Regions from separate parts of the Mus musculus genome. Here region 1 is linked to region 2. Evidence: chromatin loops called from intact Hi-C (ENCODE). Cell type or tissue: heart. All regions are shown on one strand.

Region 1 (8,000 bases), 100 kb after region 2:
TTTATCTATCTATCTATCTATCTATCTATCTATCTATCTATCTATCTATCTACCTACCTATCTATCTATCTATCTATCTATCTATCTATCTATCTATCTATCTATGGGTTTTGTTGTTTTGTTTGTTGTTTGTTTGTTTGTTTTTGTTTTTTGAGACAAGATTTCTCTGTGTAGCCTTGGATGCCCTAGAATTCATTCTGCAGACTAGGCTGGCCTCGAACTCACAGATATCCCCTGCCTCTGCCTCCAGAGTTCTGGGGTTAAATTCGTGAACCACCAGCCCCTGGTCAGGCCCCATGATTCTTAACCAACATTTCACTTTATACTCAGCACTTATAAAGACCACCAAAGCTGGCATGGAAACTGGCATGTTTAAGACTTCCAACTAGGGCTGGTGAGATGGCTCAGTGGGTAAGAGCACCCGATTGCTCTTCCGAAGGTCCAGAGTTCAAATCCCAGCAACCACATGGTGGCTCATAACCATCCGTAACAAGATCTGACTCCCTCTTCTGGTGTGTCTGAAGACAGCTACAGTGTACTTACATATAATAATAAATAAATCTTTAAAAAAAAAAAAAAAAAAGACTTCCAACTAAGAATTACAAGACCCTCATCCAGCTTTCCATACTGTGTAACTATGAATTTCTAGTGGACTCAGAGAAGAGACTCTCTGCTTTGCAAGACTGAACAAAGTCCAGGTGTCCCTAGAACCCCAGAGTGATGGCTGTCCTTTTCTATAAGTGATGCCCTATGGTTTGCATTCAGGCTTTGAGGGGCGGAGGGAGGGCAGGGAGCGAATGCATGAAGGGAAACAGCTTTCCTTTTGATCAAATGCCCAGGGCTGATCTTCTAGAACATTTACATCCAGGCAAGAGCTGAAAAGTAGGAGCCCCTCTCCTGGCTAAAGCCACCTCACCCCCAACCCTAAGAAAGACTGCTTGCAAAAAGCATTTGGAACAAATTGTGCCATTTGAGAGAAGACAGAGATAGAACAGAAGCTGGCAGGCTGTAATTGCCCCGCTAATTAATGGTTGATCATCTATCCTTTTATGATTCTTGACCCCAGAAGGAAAATTTATTAGTACTTTTAGGTTTTGCACAGTCGTGCTAAATGAGGCGTGTAATGCCCTAATTTAGTGCCTTGTTAGCATAAGCAGGGCCTCCCCAGCCTGCTCAGTCCCCACCAGAAGGCTTTCTCCAGAGCTGTGGGGCACTTACCTAGGCCAGGCACACGTTATTTGGCTCCAGTACCTGAGGAGCCACACACAGCCAAGATGGAAGCTTGCCCCATTCAGCCTGAGGTGGGGAGCAGGGGCTCTGCCATTCATTTCATAACAACATTTAAAGTTCCGAACCTGCAAGCCACTTCACCTCAATCTCCCCCCAACTCCCAGTTCTCAGGGGGCTCCCACTGTACTGCCTGTTCTTGATGTCTCCCCTTAAAAACCAAGATTTGAACCCTCTTCAAATCTCTGGGAAGAAAATGGATAGTTGGTGCCCTGGTTGACTCTGGCTGTATTGAATGCATCAAGGCATCCAGCCCAGACTTTTATCTAGTGCAGATGCCAGCTCAGGAAATGCCCAGTGTTGGCTGCGTAGAGGAGTGACAGCCTGCCAAGCGTGCCTCCAAGCAATGTAATTCAGGGTCCCGGGTTGAAGGGAGGCAGTGGACTGTAGAGAAGCCTGCTGGGCAGGTAGCCACCAACACTGCAGCGCTCACTTTGCCACCCACCAGCTCACCTTTGGAATTGCAGAAAGCCCCTTGCCCTTTACAGACTTCTGTCTTCCCATCTGTCAGAGGCACTGTAAACTTTATTATGTAGGTAGGGTCCCTTCAGGTTTGGCATCCCATCCTTCAGCTGATGCGTCAGGAGTGAGGGGCAAGCTGGGTAGTTCGGTCATTGCAAGGGCCAGCACCAGCAGTCTGCAGAGGGTGAGCATCCTTTGGCAAGTCTAAACGTAGAAACACCATCCGGAGACATTAAAATAAAAAGCATGAAAACAGGGTATTTCTGAAATCATGAGGGCTCGGTGAAATGAAATACAGTATGTGTATATGTTAGGATTATAGGAGCATATTAATAATTGCAGAGTAGCCTATTGTAGGCGTGGAGAGGGGTTCATGGTACCGTATGTGCAAGAGTTCAGGGTCTCTAAGCAAGAGCTCTCATACGATAGTTTTGTAAAAATAAGCCAAAGAAAACACGTTCAAGTAAAGATATTGGGAACCTACGGGGTTTTTGGATAGTAAGAGTCAAGGCACTTTTTTTCCTTCATTAAAGTTTTTGATTTTTCCAATATTTAGTTATAATGACTGTCTATCCCTCAGAGAACCAGAAAAAAAAATACACAAAATTTTTCTAAGAAGTAAAACCTTCATCCAAATAAATGTATTTTTTTTTCATGTCTCATTTCCTCCACATGTGAATTGACAACTCTCAATAACCTCGAAAGGTCACAGTGGCTGGAAGTTCTTAATATAATCATCTATTTGTTATTGATGCTCAGTAAGACCGCTGGATGACCAGGACTCTCTGGCATCCACACAACTGTGAAGGACTTAACTGTGCTGTGGATGAAGGTCGCTCTCTGGGAAGGTCTTTGCTGGAAGCACTCTGCTTGCTGGCTGTAGTCTCAGTCAGATGGGAAGATCTGAAAGTGTCCTTTAACAAGGACATCATGCAGATGAGAAAGGAACTCACTATGACCTGAGCTCTGATCACACAGAGTCTCTGTACCTGCTGTCACCTATGCACCCAAGTTTCAAGGACTCCTGAGCAATGGGGACCTGGCAGGTTGTGTCTTGTTTCCTGGGGCTCTCCAGGTGTGACCTGCCTAGATGCCTTTCTTCTCAGTGTTAGTCTTAGGCTCCAGAGTGAGTCCTTTCCAGAGACAGATGGGCACCGAGTCTGCATCCCCACAATGGGTGTGATCAGGACCTAGAGTGGCCACAGCTATCCTGCCTCTGGAACACCGGGGCTTTGTGTCTAAGTACACTGACAGTGAAACGTTTGTCTCTCAATGGTATGTTGTTCATTTGGGTTCACTGGCCTTTGGGAAGGACAGTCAAGACTGCAGAAACCAAAATACTGGATTATACAGTAGAACTCACAAGTCATTTGGGACTTCACTCGTACCCATGTTCCCTAAGAAATTCCTCTCCACTGGAAACTACGCTGGGTCTCTGAGTGCATGGGTGGGAGGTGAAGAAGGGCAGGATGTTGTAGGTGCTACACTTGCCCTCTGGCGCTCAGAACCCTAGAGAGGGGAACCATCAATGGGCACAAACAGGTGCAAACTGCAGCAGCCCGCAAAGCTCAGAAAAGGCATAAGCCAAATAAACCCCAGGAGACCCAGAGGGGATTCTGTTGAGTTTAGAACGGGACTATTTCTAGACACTTCCGGGAAAAGGTGCCATTTGAGGAAGGCCTCTACAACAAAAGTAACTATTGGAGCACACAGGTAGAGGAATCAACATTTGAGGTTAGGAAGCAGGAAGTGACAGTTGGATTGGCATCCACTCAGGCATGGGGCTGGTGTGGTTAGAGACAAGGACAAGGCATAGCTTAGCGCGCATGTGAGAAAGCAGTCGATGCAGTCACAAGGAGCTTAAAGCCCCAGAGAGTTGTTCTGGTGAGTTTCTGGGATGAGCTTGCAGAAGGAAGACTGGCTTGCTGCTCCACCTGAGAGGGAGAAGACAAAAGAAGCCTGTCATTTCAGAGAGAAGAAATGGACAGAAGCAGTAGGGAGATTCTGATCCCTGCGTTGCTTCTGAGATGGAGCCCCACTTGAGTCCTCTCTCCACTTTGTGCTGCACCCCCCCTGGGTAGTCACCCTCGGCCGGCATCCAAGCTGGGGGTTTTGGCAATGTTTGCAGGAAGCCTGGGAAAGTTTTCAGTGCCTGTGAGCCCTCAGAGACAGGTGGAGGGCTAGTGTCCTCCCACCACCTTCTAGGAGAGACTTTGCTCCCACAGTAGAGCCCTAGCCTCAGGGTGGTTCCTGGTCTGGGCTGTGAAGCCACATCTTTGGACTAAGGGATGCCTCAGGAAACCAATAAGTTTCTCAAGATTTATGACGCAGGAAATGCTTTTTGGGAGAGAAAAATAGAAAAGGTGAGGTAAAGATGGGGCAGGGCTGGGCTGGGCTGGGCTGGGCTGGGCTGGGCTGGGCTGGGCAGGGCAGGGCAGGGCAGGGCAGGACAGGGCAGAAGCCCCAGTAGCCTCCTGGTGCATGTGCTGGGTTGTACTGGTGGAGGAGACTGGTTACCAGAACTCATGGTGGAAAAAAACTCTTAACAAGGATGTAGACATATTTCCTCTTGTATTTTTTCTTTTTTTAATTAAACTTTTGGTTCCTTCTCTGCAAAACAGAAAAGATGAACTCATCAACTCACAAGATCTTTATCCCCAGGTGCCCTAACTCCTCAGGGAACCTGTTGTTTTCAGGATGGGCTTTGAGTATGTTGCCGGCCTTACTTTCCCCTCGTGAAAACTCCAATTACTGAGATCCATATATCTCATGCCTGGGCTGGATATTAATGATGAGTGGATATCCGGAAACTTCCTTTGGAGGGATACAGCTCAGCTGGATTTTCTTATTTACTGTCTTCACTCTGGAGCGAAGCCACATCATCCCAATGCACGTCCCAGCACACACAGCTCAGCATGTGGTCAGTCCTCATGTATAAATCTACAGACACACAAGTCCCAGTGCTCACGCACACCCACATGAACATGCACATGCACATGCACACACCCTCTATCTCAGTTCTCTTTCTGCTAATCAGTGAATCCTCTCTAGTATGAGAGATCTGACAGACTTAGCCCTGTTTTGGATGAATTCCTGGCCATCTTTGGCGTCCCTTTCTGCCAGTCTCTGCCAGCAGGTGGCGCTCACAGCTCTCAGACAACACAATGGGCACCTAGGTTCTGAACTTCTGGCCTTCCCCCCCCCCCCCCACCTTTGGAATGGCATAATTTGGGAGTCATCTATGGGACGACTGCCAAGGTCTTAAATTTTCTACGTGGGGTTTGGATAATTTTCTCCAGACGGCTTGGAGAACTGGACTGGATGGGAGGAAAAGGGGCAGTGGTGGGGGTGGGGTTGGGCTGAGCCTCAGGGTGGGTCTGGTCAGGGCCAGGACAGCTTCAACTCTGGCAGCCAGAAAGCCCCACATTGAGGGGTGTCTGAGGCGAGGGTGGATCACACCCTGTGTGGGGGGGGAATGCTTTCGCTGGTATGAAGACAAACAAACAAAGCCAAGAGCTCCCAAATCCTGCCTGTCCCTATCACTCATCTGACAAAAATGTTAACCCATGGCAACCTCGGCTGCTGCTCAGCACCATCCCGGATTTTATGATTTGTGAATTATTAGTCGTTCAGATCCTTTTTTAGAAATAACTTTTTATCCTGAAAAATTCTAAGCAGATACAAGAGTATAAAGAATGATATAACAACCCACTTACGGGCTCACCAGCTCAGTAATTATGGTAATCAGTCTACCCCTCAGCCTTCTCTGGAATGTTTTATGGCAAATTCCCGACATCATGTCATCCCATCATCCCACACCAAACCACCTACGACTGTGCCCCCTCCCCACCCCCCGTGTGGTATTAAAGAGACCTTCACACCAGCCAACAAAGACTGTTTTTTCTTTACCATAACCATTGTCTAAAACCCATGGGGACTTTCTTAGTGTCATCCAGCCCCTCTGTTGCACACCGAGCCCTTCTGACATCTTCCACTGTCCCAGTGCAAAAGCGCATTTCACCACCCACATCCACCCCATCCCTGCTTGTCAGTGGCTACCTCCTGAGTGAGCATGGACTAGAAATCAGTTAACATGGAGTCCCCATGGGCCTAGAATACCACCCAAAGAGTCCCATGAAGGACTGTCATGCCCAGAAGACACTTTACTGATCATCCTGATTGTCGTCGCGGGTCTGGAAGTGTGACTTAAAAGACCTGTCCTTTCTCAGAAATAGATAAGAGTCTGATGCAGACAGACTGCATCTGCATGCCTCCTGGCTCGGGAGCTGCAGCCATAGGCAGGGAATGCAAACAATGTGGCCGTGCCAGTCCCAGAGAGGTCTGGGAATGCCTTCCTAATTGAGCTGCAGTCTGCCTGCAAGGGAGACAGGGACAGAGAGCAGTGAGGGCTGGAAGGGCCAAGAGGGAGGATGTCTGACACCTGTCTGAGTGCTTTGAACCCTGGTGAGCTTTGAGACCCCCAGGAGGCACCACCTCTGGTGGCCAGAGGAGAGAGGGGTAGGGATCTGTCCCTAAAGGGGTCAATCCCTGAGATGGTTTCTTCACTGGGGCTCGCGTTTGTTTTCATCCACGGGACCACCTTGAACCAATATACTTGCTGTGACAGGAAATGTGCATAGGAGAAGCTTGGGAAGTTCTGCAGTGTTTGCTGAGTGCTAGACGCCCCCACCCCACCGCAATCATGGGTGGTAAGGAGACTTATGTCTTTAACACGTAGGGCACACACACACATTCTACTTGGGCTTTCCTACTGTGCCTTCTGTGTTCCATAGCTGGTCTCTGGCTCTTCAGGCTCTTCAGGACTCCACAGGAACACATTTGATGCCTTCAGTGCTTTCTGACAAGCCCATCGTGACAGGTTCTGTGATACCCTCTGGTTGGTCCAAGACTGGAATCTATCAGCGTTTTCGATTGCTTTGCCTGAGGAGCATCCCATGCCAGCAGGCACCTGTGCACTTCAGCTTGTACTTGAAGAGGTAACACAAAGTTGTGACCCCTAGATCTGTACCACCCTTGGCTCCTGGGAGGGCTTTGGGTAGCAGGAGATGACCAGGCTGAGATCAAAGAATCAGAACCACCAGCTGTGTTGCTGACCTGCTTTTGAGATGATCCCCTCATGTCACAGCTAATATTCTCCAGCGCCTCGGAACCACTGACCCAGACATTACATTATAGTATTCTGTTTTTTATTACATTTGTAACTAAATTGTATTTATTATGTGTTTATTACAATGAAGGTAGATGAAGGGTATAAAGCAGGAACTTTTTTTCCAACCCCTTACCACCTTGTCCCAATAATGTACTGCTTACGGTACACTATGGAAGTGTGCTTTTCTGGGAACCCAGGGATATGTCTGTGTGTTGCCAGTCCCTCTCTCCTCTTCACAAATGTCAAAGCACTATGTCTTTACACACGCACATGCACACGCACACACACACACACCCATACCTTCAAGTTCATGGCAGGTTTAAATTTACCCCCTTCTTCACCATAAAGCCAAATAGAATAGTCTGAGCTAGAACCCCGTACTGTACACTCAGTATAAATGGAAACTTTGGGACAATTCTTATTAATAGTTAGTAAACCAATAATCATCACACATATGTTGAGAGATGGCTGCAAACCTATTCTTGATGGCTTTTCTCATGTATGTGTTCTAGGAAGTGAGGAGACCACCCACTGTTTGGGGTCGGTCGTATAGAACTCTCCCTTGGTAAAGAAAATAATGATCCAGGGGTAGAAACGAGTCATGCAAATTAATTGCTACCCATTTCAGCTACTCTGATATTGTGACTTGGAGACTTTAGAGTTGAACCTGGGGGAAAGCAAGGGCATGGCTGAATTTCCTCAGTGGTAATTTTAGTATCCACAGTCACGCTGGGAAGGCCCTATCAAAACGACACAGTCTCCGGGCAGTGGTGGCACACACCTTTAAACCCAGCACTTGGGAGGCAGGCAGATTTCTGAGTTCGAGGCCAGCCCCGTCTACAGAGTGAGTTCCAGGACAGCCAGGGCTACACAGAGAAACCCTGTCTCAAAAAAAACAAAAAACAAAACAAAACAACAACAACAACAAAGACACAGTCGTGAGCCTTGTCCCTCACTCCATCATGAAATGAAGATGGGACACACACCAGATTTTCTTTTTTCTTTCAGCTCCATTGGCTCAGAAGCAGTGCTAATGTAACCAGAGTTTAGGTTCTCAGGTGCTCCAAGGTATTAAATACTT
Region 2 (8,000 bases):
AGATAGCTGTGTGCAGTTCCTCTGCCATCGTGAATGGCAAGACTTAGCAAGAAAAGATTTTCCTTTGTTAAAGATGAGAAGCCCACAGGACTGGGAGATAATATCTCAGTGGTTAGGAGACCTTTCCACTCTTCTGGAGTTTAGATCCCAGAACCCATGTTCCAGAAATTCTGTGTTGCCTTCTGGCCTGTGGGCACCCACACTCAGATGGCAAACACACACACACAATATAAAAATAAATGTGTGTTGGGTTTTTGTTTGTTTTCCATGCTATTTTATGCCTTTATGTAACCTTTCTTTAGTTTTGTAGGAAAATCCCACTGTGTGAAACATTCTCACTGTCTTGATGGAACAGATAGCCAGGGTAAATGAAAAAGAAGTTTTCTTTGAAAGAGTTGTTGTTTTAGCATTGGGTCAGTGATGATAGCAATGTAGGTGTGAAATCTTGGGCCCTGCTTCCCACGCATACTGCACAGAATAGAGCTGTGTGAATGGCCTGGGAAACTTAACTTTCTATCACAGCTGGTCAGTTGCAAAATACAATTCCAGGCGAGTTCTCTTACAGATTATTGATGTTAAGTAGTGATAAGAAGCTCATGTCTTTTATCATCCATGTCAGAATAAAAGATTGAAAAATAATGAGATAAACTGAGTTGGCCAAAGTAAGAGTCTTATTTTGAAACTCGAGTGTATGTTTTCTTCCTTGCTGAGATGAATACATTGCAAAGAAGAGGCTGAAGTGGAGTACTTCAGGAATAGTTTGAAGTATGATTTCTTTAGTGGGAGAGCTTCTTTCAAATAGCATCAAACTACTCACTTGATATTTCATTGGTTACAACAGAAACACTTCACAAAGTCTAAGTCCTTACAGGCATTTATAGAATATTGCGTTTTCCCACATGGGCACACATAGACACCTTTTCTTACACAAAAAGTATACTCTACAGTCAAGAATAAAAGTCTGTCCTAAGGAGCCTAGTGCTTTGATTTCATCAATAAAACACTGTGCCACAAGTAAGATTCTAGGGCTAAGCATTCATAAGAACCAGTGGCTATGCTCCTAAGCCTCCTAGTTTATATCTTACTGTAATTAACAGTAGTAATGCAGTAGTAATACATTTATTAAACCGGGCCTCTTTTCACAAGTGCGAAGTTTGAGCTGTCTCACCCACCTTCTTTTAACTTGTTAAAGTGTGTTCACAACGAAACCAAGAACGAGTTGGAGAAGATGCTGAAGGTTAATGATGAGCACCCAGCTTACCTGGCAAGTGATGAGATTACCACAGTCCGGAAGAACCTGGAGTCTCGAGGAGTGGAAGTCGATCCAAGCTTGGTAAGAAAGAAATACTATCAAAGAGTTGGTGATTTGGCTTAGAGGTAGATTGCTTGTCTAGCAACCACAAAACCCTGGGTTCAAACCTCAACTCAAAAAAATTTTTTTCCAAAAGTACCAAAACAAAAAGCAAGAAGTACCATGGACAAGGTGATGTGGTGACAGGTGCAACCCTTGGGATCTGGAGGCAGGAGCTGAAAGGTCATCCTCTGCTACAAAGTGACACTGGATAGGACTCTAGACAAGCTCTTCCTCAGAGAAGGAAAGGGGATGGAGGTCAGCTTTCTGAATCTGTGCGCCTTGCAATGCAGTAGTCCTGCCTCTGATGGGTTACAGAGAGATCTGAGTGCTGAGTTCTACTGTGTTCAACGTGCACATTTACTGCCTTAATGATAGTCATTTCAAGTCTATGAAGAAGAGCAAGCTTAGCTTCCATTTGCTTTTTACAGGGGGACTCCATAAATCCAGATTTAGAAATTAGGGTTCCTACAGAAGGGATGAAAGGCATCCAGACCTTGCCTCAGCTCCGTTTTACAGTTTTAGAGGACAGCAATTCACTTTTATCTATATATGGCCTGTTCACATAGACTGATATTTATGTGTGCTGGGGGAATGGGGGAGTTGTTTGTTTGTTTGTTTGTTTGTTTTAGATAAGGTCTCACTATATAGCCTTGGATGTCCTAGAACTCACTACGTAGGCCAAGCTGGCCACAAACTCAGAGTCACCTAAGTTCTGTGCCAAGATTAAAGGGGCATGCCACCATTCCCAGCAACATAGGTAATTACAATGTTTGCAATCAATGTAGCTCAATTAGGTACAAGTAGATTTAGGGGGAAACATGCATTTTAATGTTTTATTGAATTGGATCCTATCTCACTTTCCTCATTCCTGATGAGAACTATGAGAACAAATTCTGCGTGTTAGGCCAGCCTTTTTCTTAGCTTCATAATGCTTATTTGCAGAGTTTTTTTGGATTTTGGGCTGGTTTTTTTTTTGTTTGTTTGTTTGTTTTTTGTTTTGCTTTGTTTTGTTTTTTGTACCCCTGGCTAAATACCCCTAGGTGCCCTGGAACTCACTCTGTAGACCAAGCTGGCATCAAACTCATAAAAACCATTTGCCTCTGCCTCCTGAGTGTGTGCACCACTGCCACCCAGCAACAGCAAATATAGTGGACTGAAAATTTTTAAAGGTTAACTTAAGGGCTGGAGAGGCGGCTCAGCAGTTAAGAACACTTGTTCTCACAGAAGACCTGGGTCTGGTTCCTGGAATCATCTAACTATGATCCGTAACTCCAGTTCCAGAGTATCTGACAGCCTCTGCAGGCCCAGCACGCATGTGGCGCACACACATGCATACACAGAAGCAAAACACCTGTTCACATAAATAAAAATAAATAAATCTTTAAAATAAAGAAAAAAAAGTTTATGTGAAACCCAATTAGAAAAAGGAATCCAGTGAGGAAAGCAGCCTGGAAATCTCCTGTGCCACTGTGGTTACTGTTACAGACCCCTGCTTGCATGTCTCTGGGCTCACTTTACATTCTGCCTGAGGTCAAGTCAAGAAACCTGCTAAGAACCTAAGTACTTAAGCTGCTGTACGTGTTACATTATCTATAAATTGAACATGAGACTTTTAGTTGGATATAGATCTAATTTGTCTGCGTGGTCCCAACTCTCATTATTAAAAGTTCATGCAGCTAGGCATGGTGAGTTTGAGACCAGCCTGGTCTACAGATCAAGTTCTAAGACAGCCAGGGCTACACAGAGAAACCTGTGGGGGTGGGGGAAGGCCATGCCAGTTGAGCACCCACCCTACTTCAACAAAGGAAAATAGAAATGCTCCAAAACCTGGAACTTTGTCCACCCCGACCTGATGTCACAAGAACATTCTTCATGTGGCAGTATTCAAAATGCAGGTACACGGTATTGTAGTACATATCATTACTGTTAGACTATGTGTGTAAGGTATATGTAAGTGAATTTTGTGTTTAGACCTTTATCCTGCCCCCAAGATGTCTATGTAAATATTACAAGATCATCCCACCCAAAACTCACATCTGCAAAACAGTCTGGGCCCCATGTGAGTCAGGGCAGGAATGCTCAGCTCTGTGTGCTTTGACACTTCTAGTTTCCTGACACTTAGGGTAATGCAGTGGTGGTTTTCTCTTGGGAGTAGAGTGCAATAGGTTGCTACTTTCTGCAAACAAAGTCTCAGTTTGTTTTTTTTCTAGTTACATTTTGTTCAATATAAAAATATGGGATGTCAGGGGGTGTGGCTTCTCAGCAGTTGGATTGTGTTACCCATACTGCTCCCTTTAATTGAGTAATTGGTAACTCAATTGCAATAACTCAAGCTTTCGCCATCTCCTGGATGGGATTGGTATTTGTTTGGCCTACTAGCATTATTGTTGTTACTGGATATTACAAACAGTACATGCTCTGACAGGACTGTAGTGCCACAGAGGTACTGTTGTGCTAACCGTGCAACTTAATAGAAAGCATTGCTTCCTGACTGTTGTCAGCTGGTGTGCACAGTCTGAGACCAGCGTCCAGGTCCTAACTCTGCCCTTAGACGAGGCTTTCATACTCTTCTTACCTTGGCTTCCCCATTGCTAGCTAGGCAAAGATCATCCCTTACCAACCTACTCTGTACAGTGAATGAATACACTTTGAATGTAGCTACATGCTTACTTAGAACTTTGTAGATTTTGAAGCATGTAAACTAATAAATCTAATACCTGACTTTAAAAATTATGTAAGTGCACTTAAAGCTATTGCTTTCAATTAACTCTTTTTTTAAGACAGCATTTCTTTGTGGACCAGGCTAGCCTCAAACCCACCTGCCTCTGCCTCAGTCATGCTGGGATTAATGGAGTGCACCACCACTGCTGGGCAACAGTCCTTTTCTGTTTGTTTTGTTGTTTGAGCCAGGACTTCTCTCTGCCCTGCAACTCGATGTGTAGACCACGTTGGCCTCGAACTTGAAGATCTGCCTTTCAGTTAACTTTTCAAAGTAAATCTTGTATACAAGTAACTTTTAGTGCTCAACAACATCTATTATAACATTGGTTTTTTTTCTTTTCTCATTTTAGATTAAGGATACTTGGCATCAAGTTTATAGAAGACATTTCTTAAAAACAGCTCTAAATCATTGTAACCTTTGTCGCAGAGGTTTTTATTACTACCAGAGGCATTTTATAGATTCTGAGGTGAGGTTTCAAATAAATTAATTAATTAATTAATTAATTTTAATAATAATTGATGAAAGATGGTAAAAAGTAAACTTCAGTTTTACTATGAATTTTAAGCCCTTGAGCATCTGGAAGAAAAGAGTGTGTAACTTATAAAGAATAACTTTTTATCTTGTTAGAGATTTACCAGTTTAGCAGTAACTGACTTCTGTGCGTATCCTCAGGAGCTGTAAGAATGTGGAGAGACAGTCTCTTGTACCCCAGAGTAGCTGGAAACAGTTTTGTGTTTATATATAAGAGGAGGATGTGTGTATAGCATAGCCATTGGCATGTGCCCTGGAGACTGTATAGTAATACTACTTTACGATGCACTTTTTTGTGTCATAATTATTTTCTCACATCACTGAAATCTTGCTTTCTCTAAAAGAACTCTAAGTTCTTGTAAAGGGCATAGCTCTCATACCTTTTAAAGTAACCCCTAGGTGGCAGCAGACTTATGTCTTTTGACATTTTCTCATAAAGAAAAATGTTTTAAAATAGCCCTTGAAAAGCTCTGCTAATCTATGTTGTTACTAAACTGAAGTTTCTAAGTGCTTTTCTGAGTTTATTTCAGCTCAAAAGAAATAATGTATATGTTTGTGTGTGTGTGTGTGTGTGTGTGTGTGTGTGTGTGTATGTATGTATGTATGTATGTGTGTGTGTATGTGTGCATATGTGTGTTAGATAAGCACTGATATTTTTACTAAACCTTAGGAAATATGTTCTACATAATTAACATAGGCTTTGTTTCTACATTTTCATCTGATCTTCTTAACGGCTTACCACTGCAGCTGGAATGCAATGACGTGGTCCTGTTTTGGCGAATACAGCGCATGCTCGCTATCACTGCCAATACATTAAGGCAGCAGCTTACAAACACTGAAGGTAAGAAACTCCTAAAAAACAGATTGATTAGAAAAACCTTAGAATCATAACTTGCTTTGAAATATTAATTAAAAATTAAATTACAATTAGAAAATTATAGGGATAAAAGATGCTACAAATCTACTTCCATTAAAGTTAAAATAAAAAGACAGGCGTCCTGAGCACTACTTGGTGGTTTTGAAGTTTGTATGTCTGTCTGTTATGGCTTGAGAACACGTCATCCTCAGACTGTGGGTAAGATTGATGCTGATAAATGTACTAGAGAATGGGAAGTGTAAATTCAAGGGAATAACTAACGTGGGATGCTTAGTTCTCATTCAGTTCATGAACACTGCTCTTCTGGGTTTTTATTTACTCTGAACAGTTAGGCGACTAGAGAAAAACGTTAAAGAGGTATTAGAAGATTTTGCAGAAGACGGTGAGAAGAAGGTTAAATTGCTCACTGGCAAACGAGTTCAGCTGGCAGAAGATCTCAGTAAGTATTTTCTCCTACCCCGGCTTCCTGGACCCCATCCGCATCTTCATGTCTCCCATTCAATCGCAAGCTTAAAGAAAACTTACAGCTACCTAGGAAGAACTGGTTTTGTTCTGCATTGTTAAAATAAGACATTGACCTAAAATCTTATCACTTCCAAATACTTGAATGTGTGTTTCCTAGGAATAAAGATTTTTCTCCTAGCAACTGGCAAAATCAGAGTGTCACTGTAGCTAATCCTTAGACCTCATTCATCTCTTAGTGGTAGGTGTTATCCTACCACATCACACAATGTTCCGGCTCATTCCCTAACAAAGCTTACTTAACTACTTACTTACTTTCTTCCTTCCTTTTTTTGTTTTAGAATGATATTTAGAAATCAAGGTCTAAGAACTATATATACTTGTTAGTGAGTATGAGTTCTTGGGTCTTCTCAGTAGAAGGTGTGTGTGTGTGTGTGTGTGTGTGTGTGTGTGTGTGTGTGTGTGTGTGCGCGCGCGCGCGCGCGCGCGTGTGTACATGTGCATACCTACTCCTAATTTTCTGTATCTATTGAAGACTTAAGTAGATGCTCACTGTTCCAGGTTGTACCCAGTTCTGCTGGTTTGTTCTTGACTTTGCTCTTTTCTATACTTGTAATCCTAACAGCATGGAACTGACTTCCAGAATCCTTAGCCCAATTATATTTTGATCAGTCCTCTAAATGTATAACCAAACTTTGCTGCTGCCCCCATTACACAAATGTTCTTCTCACCCAGCTTGGAATCTTAGCTGTCTTACACCAGACCACCACCACAGTGCCTCACTCTGCGCCATGTCCTCTTCACACGCTGTGGCATCCTGTCAGAGGCTGATCTTTAGAAACTCCTTTCCCCGAGTTCATGATCTGACCTTTGTGTCAGGGGTCTCTGCATCTCATCTTTCCCATATTTTTCCCCTTACCCATCTCCTGGGGTTCCTCTCCTCTGAAGCCAGACTTGGCTTTCCTGGAAACTCTCTCTTCATCATGCTTGCACTCCAACACCCTACATCAGCCTATCCCACACAGATGTGCATCGTGGGACCAGGCTGCCATCACCCTGATAGCTCTGCTTGGGCTTTAGGCCTATAGCATCCCACCCACAACCTTGCTTTGTTGGAAGCATGTTTGGCTCTTAGATGCTGGTAACTTACTAGCATGGATGCTTGCTTGGATCTTTGAGAGCCCAAGGTGATCAGAGATGCATTAACATTATTATATAACTCTTGGTAGTCAGCACTTCTGAGTCTAGCTAATTATAAGTGTCCCTTCTTTGAGCTTATGAAACTTTTTCATTTCAGAGTATACTTAAATGTATATGTTTTCTGACAAGAAAGAAAATAAACACTGAGTAGGAAGAAGGATTTCAAGGTTGGGAGCAGTTTTTAAGTTGAGTTTATAGTTCTGTAGTCAGTCACAAACATATCCAGAAGAGCCAGGCAGGTTTCCCTGGTGTTGCCTGTGCCTCAGCCCTGCTCGCCCTTTTCCACCTGCACCGCCTCATCCTGGCTTTCTCTTCCGGGTTATCTGAGCTCCCATTGCTTTCTCTTGGCACTCTTGCTTTATTCTTTCTTCCTTTCTTTTTTAAATGTATACATCTCATCTTAATAATTTCATTTCTGTCATATTTGACTGTTTCCTGCCTCTTTGGAAGCATAGTTAAGTTTGTGCTGCTACAGAAGCCCTGTATGCAAGCCTGCTTCACTCTTTGTCTGTTGTATCTTACATAAGGAATCCTCAAGCCCCACGAAGCTTCGGTACTGGTAGGATGCCTGTTGTGGCGATCCATAGGAAGGCCATTCAGCAAGCACTTGGAAGTTCCTAGCTTACAATTCCATGCTTAGTGTAGATAATTTCTGTGTCCCTTGGGATATAGCTATCAGGCTGAATTAATTCAATGAATTTTACCAGCTTCTATATTTTTAAGTGACCGAAAAATAATGTGGTTTTTTTGTCTTATAATAGAGCCTGCACACTCTCATTACTCTCCAGTTGTAATTTGATTATTTAAAGAAAGTATATTACTAGCTCAGATATGTGGTCTGCCAAGCCAAGTTC

The links. Hi-C counts contacts between places; a loop is a spot of excess contacts. Peaks named below come from ENCODE experiments on the same cell type or tissue, not always from the same donor. Only the 100,000 strongest peaks of a DNase experiment are listed, where the experiment ranks them.
Region 1: a loop joins it to region 2, with 2.5 times the contacts of the local background. A loop is called at or near these places in 7 of 42 quality-filtered maps.

Annotation. Positions count from the first base shown.
Region 1 is chr16:29,724,168-29,732,167 of GRCm38, forward strand. No RefSeq gene overlaps it. Among named protein-coding and RNA genes, the nearest start is that of Gm46567, 85 kb to the right of the region's middle. In heart, CTCF peaks have their summits at 4,852 (motif pointing right) and 5,068; DNase peaks (open chromatin) are centred at 1,624, 4,874 and 5,175; H3K27ac peaks cover 915 bases; H3K27me3 peaks cover 4,376 bases.
Region 2 is chr16:29,624,272-29,632,271 of GRCm38, forward strand. Opa1 (OPA1, mitochondrial dynamin like GTPase) reads left to right here. Exons shown (of 29, transcript NM_133752.3): 24 at 1,193-1,333; 25 at 4,426-4,542; 26 at 5,355-5,448; 27 at 5,813-5,923. Among named protein-coding and RNA genes, the nearest start is that of Opa1, 49 kb to the left of the region's middle. In heart, a CTCF peak has its summit at 4,992 (motif pointing right); no DNase peak of the experiment used is centred here.